2 separate regions of the Homo sapiens genome follow, and region 1 is linked to region 2. Evidence: read pairs that join two places in POLR2A ChIA-PET (ENCODE). Cell type or tissue: Panc1. All regions are shown on one strand. Each heading gives the region's core, and the rest is flanking DNA. Links, peaks and the distances in the headings are about the cores only.

What was found. Peaks named below come from ENCODE experiments on the same cell type or tissue, not always from the same donor. Only the 100,000 strongest peaks of a DNase experiment are listed, where the experiment ranks them.
Region 1: POLR2A ChIA-PET joins it to region 2 with 8 read pairs; 8 of 35 experiments call an interaction of 5 or more read pairs at or near these places.

Annotation. Positions count from the first base shown.
Region 1 is chr5:69,372,023-69,374,907 of GRCh38, forward strand. It overlaps RAD17 (RAD17 checkpoint clamp loader component), which reads left to right. Exons shown (of 19, transcript NM_133338.3): 4 at 12-195; 5 at 1,808-2,065; 6 at 2,606-2,689. The coding sequence starts at 187. Among named protein-coding and RNA genes, the nearest start is that of RAD17, 3.6 kb to the left of the region's middle. In Panc1, for the core only: no CTCF peak of the experiment used is centred there; no DNase peak of the experiment used is centred there; H3K4me3 peaks cover 72 bases; H3K27ac peaks cover 581 bases.
Region 2 is chr5:69,277,554-69,280,471 of GRCh38, forward strand. CCDC125 (coiled-coil domain containing 125) reads right to left here. Exons shown (of 12, transcript NM_176816.5): 12 at 2,622-2,918. Among named protein-coding and RNA genes, the nearest start is that of CDK7, 44 kb to the left of the region's middle. In Panc1, for the core only: no CTCF peak of the experiment used is centred there; no DNase peak of the experiment used is centred there.

The DNA of each region.
Region 1 (2,885 bases), core at 1-2,500, 94 kb after region 2:
CTTTTTTTCAGTATATGGGAGTCCACATTTATGTAAGAAATGAAACTATAAAATGTATAAATAATTTGCAAATCAGAATTGCTGTCGAAAGTTTTACTATAATGAAAGATATTTTCATACTCTCAAAAATATAGAGGAAAGGGGCCAAGATTATAGTACCAGTCACAATCTTTTGATGAGGACGAAATGAATCAGGTAGCTATGACTAAAATTTTTTCCAGTGGTCTTCCTTTTTTAATCCACTGCCGATAATATTCCTAACTCTGTCTTAAAAGAAGAGTGAAGTGTGACTTAGCATTCGTAAAGTATTTATAAGCCCCAAATTGTCTCCCCTAAGCCTACTTTCAGCTCCAACTTCTGGTTCATTTTCTTCAAGAGAGGAACATTGTCTAATAAATAGCTCAACTGTGGCTGAGTATTCTTGAAAGAAATATATAACTTGGTTTCTTTTTGTTAGCCAGGCAGTAGATTCTACAACCAGATCTGAAGCTATATTTTTCTAGATTTATGCTATTAGAGTGTTAAAAAATCTAGTAAAAATTTCTAATTTCTAATTATTTGTAATTATTAGCTAATAATTTCTAATTATTAGCAAAATTTTTTTTTTGAGACAGGGTCTCACTCTGTTGCCCGGGCTGGAGTGCAGTGGGGTGATCATGGTTCACTGCAACCTTGACCTCCCGCGCTCAAGTGATTCTCCCACCTTAGCCCCCCAAGTAGCTGGGAATACAGGCGTGCGCCACCATGCCTGGCTAATTTTTTATTTTTTGTAGAGTTGGGGTCTCCCTATGTTATGCTAGCTGTTCTCAAACTCCTGGGCTCAGCAATCCTACTGCCTCTGCCTCTGAATGTGCTGGAATTATAGGTGTGAGCTACCACACCCAACCATTCCCAGGCATTTCTGAGTGACAGTTCCCCCTCTGGAAAGCCTGCCTCAATTATAAAAATATTAGTTGCTTCATACACTGAAGAAAAATATAATCCAGTCATAATTACAGATTACGTTATGATCTTTGGCCTATATCTTCACTAAGTCTTCAAGCTGATACGGATTATTTGGATGTATGAAATGGTTCTTAGTTTGTGAATGTATTAACCTGGCCAAGGCAGATATATTACTCTTATTGCTGTTTCTGTTAAAATATTATCATTTGTTTATTTTGTTTTGCTTTTTTTAATAGGTAATTTTAATATTTATGTTTCAATCCTACAGAGAGTTTAAAAAAATCATTCTAGTGTTTATGCTGGGAAGGTTACAATTAATAAAAATAAGTTTGTGTTCTTTACTCCTTTAAGGTCAAGTAGACAAGTATGCACTTGCACTTACTGTAAAGTAGAAAAACAACTATTACAGACAGAGTTTTATTTAAAAAGAGTTAATTTGTAAGATTTTTAGGCCGGGTATGGTGGCTTATACCTTTAATCCCAGCTCTTTGGGAGGCTGATGTGAGAGGATCACTTGAGCCCAAGAATTGTTTGAGACCAGCCTGGGCAACATGGCAAAAACCCATCTCTACAAAAAATACAAAAAAATTAGTTGGGCATGGTGGTGCATGCCTGTAGTCCCAGTTACTCAAGAGGCTGAGGCTGGAGGATTGCTTGAGCTGAGATTATACCACTGCAGTCCAGCCTGGGTGACAGAGTGAGACCCGGTCTCAAAAAAATTTTTTTTTTTTTTTTTTTTTTTTTTTTTTAAGTTTTAAAGGTTATAAATATATGAATATGTTGTTTCCAGAGTAGTTCAGTTATTTGGGGGAATAGATGGGAGAAAATGTGATTATATTTACATGATTTCTTTTTTTTTCAGGTAACAGACTGGGTTGACCCATCATTTGATGATTTTCTAGAGTGTAGTGGCGTCTCTACTATTACTGCCACATCATTAGGTGTGAATAACTCAAGTCATAGAAGAAAAAATGGGCCTTCTACATTAGAAAGCAGCAGATTTCCAGCGAGAAAAAGAGGAAATCTATCTTCCTTAGAACAGATTTATGGTTTAGAAAATTCAAAAGAATATCTGTCTGAAAATGAACCATGGGTGGATAAATATAAACCAGAAACTCAGGTACTGAAAAGCATGCAGACATATCTACATAATTTAATTTCAGGGTGCATAAGGGTAGATGGGAAGCAGAGGGATTTACATTTTCAGATTTTTTACTCATAAGAATCTTTCTAAGTGTTAGAAAAAATTCTGGATTTTTTTATTTTCCAAGGCTTAGATTTTTCTCAATAGTTATTCTAAAGTTGTATGATTAGTTGTCTTAGATTTAATTTAATCCCAACATAGAATTGATCTTTTTAAAAATTTTTGTACTAAATGTAATACTCCTCTCTACTGTCTTCTCAAAATGTATTTCTGAATTTTAAAAAATGTTATAACTGCAAACTTGCCAAAATTATCATACAGAGGTATCAACTTAAGAATATAATTTTTCCATAATAGTATAAAAATTCAAGTATAATCAAAAGGATCATTTTATTATATAGATTGTTACTGATTTGCTACTTCTTTTCGTTAATAATGCTTAGGTTCATATGTGCTGATGTACCAAAAAATCTTCAGTTAAGAAGTTTTGTTTTAAATTTGAAATTTTTGTTGTAGCATGAACTTGCTGTGCATAAAAAGAAAATTGAAGAAGTCGAAACCTGGTTAAAAGCTCAAGTTTTAGAAAGGCAACCAAAACAGGTAACTAAGAAATGTGTTTTTAAATATTTAACATCAAATATTTTTCTGACTTACAGTGTGTTGTTAGAAGTTAAAGTTTTATGATGATTTTGTTCAAAATAAGTCTAGATCTCCTGCAGTAGAAAGCTCCCTAGTGGGGCATGGTGACTCATGCCTGTAATCCCAGCACTTTGGGAGGCCAAGGCAGGAGGATCAC
Region 2 (2,918 bases), core at 97-2,596:
GTCAGGAGATCGAGACCATCCTGGCTAACACGGTGAAACCCCGTCTCTACTAAAAATACAAAAAAAATTAGCTGGGCGTGGTGGTGGGCGCCTGTAGTCCCAGCTACTCAGGAGGCTGAGGCAGGAGAATGGCGAGAACCCGGGAGGCAGAGCTTGCAGTGAGCCAAGATGGCGCCACTGTACTCCAGCCTGGGTGACAGGGCAAGACACAGTCTCAAAAAAAAAAAAAATGTAGTAGTGGTGTAGTAAATACTACCCAAACTTAACAAATATTAATATACGGAATGTACTAAAAAAAGAAAACATTACAGATAAAATTGAGATTCCCCCCAACCTTTTTTCTGAGGCGGGGGACAAAGTCTCACTCTGTCACTCAGGTTGGAGTGCAGGGGCACAATCCCAGCTCACTGCAAACTCTGCCTTCAAGTGATTCACTTGCTTCAGCCTCCTGAGCAGCTGGGATTATGGGCACGCACCACTACACCTGCCTAATTTTTTTTATATTTTTAGTAGAGACAGGATTTCACCATGTTGGCCAGGCTGGCCTCTAATTCCTGACCTGAAGTGATCTGCCCACCTCGGCTTCCCAAAGTGCTGGGATTACAGGCATGAGCCACTACACCTGGCCAGAGGTTCCCTCTTAAAAATTCACTTTATTTTATTTTTTTTTGAGATGGAGTCTCGCTCTGTCACCCAGGCTGGAGTGCAGTGGTGCGATCTTGGCTCACTGCAACCTCCACCTCCTGGATTCAAGCAGTTCTCCTGCCTCAGCCTCCCAAGTAGCTGGGGTTACAGGTATGTGCCACCACGCCTGGCTAATTTTTTTTTTTTTTGTATTTTTAGTAGAGATGGGGTTTCACCATATTGGCCAGGCTGGTCTCGAACTCCTGACCTTTTCATCCACCTGCCTTGACCTCCCAAAGTGCTGGGATTACAGGTGTGAGCCACCGCGCCCAGCCAATACTTCACTTTATTTCTATTTTTTCCTTTTCACTTTCCCCAGAGGGAAATGACTCTATGAAATTGGTGTGTATCTTTCCATGATTTTATGCTAGTATTCTGTAAGAGTGCATGTAGTGAGATGCATAACAATGTACAGCATTGTTTTGGGTCTCAAAATTGTATATAAATTGATAGAATCTCTCTCTCCTTTTTTTTTTTTTTTTTTTGTGAGATAGTCTCTGTTGCCCAGGTTGGAGTGTAGTAGTGCAATCATGGCTCACTGCAGCTTCGAACTCCTGGGCTCAAGCCATCCTTCCACCTCTGTCCCCAGTAGCTGGGACTACAGGTGCATACCACCATGCCTGGTTAATTTTTTTTTTTTTTTTAATGAGACAGAGTCTTGCTCTGTTGCCCAGGCTGGAGTGCAGTGGTGCAATCTCAGCTCACTGTAACCTCTGCATCCTGGGGTTCAGGTGATCCTCCTACCTTAGCCTCCCAAGTAGCTGGGATTACAAATGTGTACCACCATGCCCAGCTAATTAAAGTAACACAAATGTATTAGCTCACAGTTCTGTAGGCCATATATCTGGCTCAGCTGTGTTTTCTGCTTAGGGTCTCACAAGGCCAAAATCAAGGTGTTAGTCAAACTAGTTTTATTTGGAGGCCCCTGGAAAGAATCTGCTACCAAGCTCATGCAGGTTTGTTTTTTTTTTTTTTTTGGAGATGGAGTCTTGCTCTGTCGCCCAGGCTGGAGTGCAGTGGCACGATCTCGGCTCACTGCAACCTCCGCCCACTGGGTTCACCCATTCTCCTGCCTCAGCCTCCCGAGTAGCTGGGACTACAGGTGCCCGCCACCACGCCCAGCTAATATTTTGTATTTTTAGTAGAGACGGGGTTTCACTGTGTTAGCCAGGATGGTCTCTATCTCCTGACCTCGTGATCCGCCCACCTTGGCCTCCCAAAGTGCTGGGATTACAGGCGTGAGCCACCGTGCCCGGCCGCTCATGCAGTTCTTATAGTTGCAATTCTTGTGCTCCATTGCCCCCATTTCCCTTTTGACTGTTAGCCCAGGGCCTCTCTCAGCTTCTTAAGGAAACTTCCATGCCTTTGTCCTGTGGCACTCACCACAGGACAGCAGCAGTGCATCAAACCCACTCGTGCTTCAAATCTGTCTGACTTCCTCGTGTGTGTGTGTAGACAGGGAGCTGCCAAGGGAGAAGCAGCCAAGCAGCTAAGAGTCCAGGAGATAATAGCGCCAAAGGGATCTGAGGACACTCAAAATGTGTCTAACACGTGAGGCAGGATAGGAGTGTATTATTCCGTTCTCAAACTGCTATAAAGAATACTACCCAAGACTCAGTAATTTATAAAGGAAAGAGGTTTAATTGACTCATAGCTCCACATGGCTGGGCAGGCCTCAGGAAACTTACAATCCTGGCAGAAGGGGAAGCAGGCATGTTTTACATGGCAGCAGGAGAGACTACCATGTATAAAACCATTGGATCTCGTGAGAACTCACAATCATGAGAACAGCATGGGGGATACCACCCCCATGATCCAGTCACCTACCACCAAGTCCCTCCTTCAACATGTGGGAATTATGGGGATTACAATTCAAAATAAGACTTGGGTGGGGACACAGCCAAACCGTATCAGGTAGTCAAGGAAATGACCATTTTCTCATGACCATACAGCCAACACAATAAACCTCAGCATTCACATTGTAATTGAGCTCATTTAAGCAAAGCTATCTTCAGTAGGGACTTTCCCTTCTAGAGAGCATACACATTTTGATTTTACCTGTCCTCAAACTGATCCTTTGCACATGATAATAATAAAAAACACACCTCTAGGTGGAAATTTAAGATGCTACTGAGACATGTGGTGTATGAACAAGCATTAACAGCTACTGCACCTGTGCAGAGGACCACCCAGGACATGATTACTGCAACACCTCACCTCCTTATGAATAATAA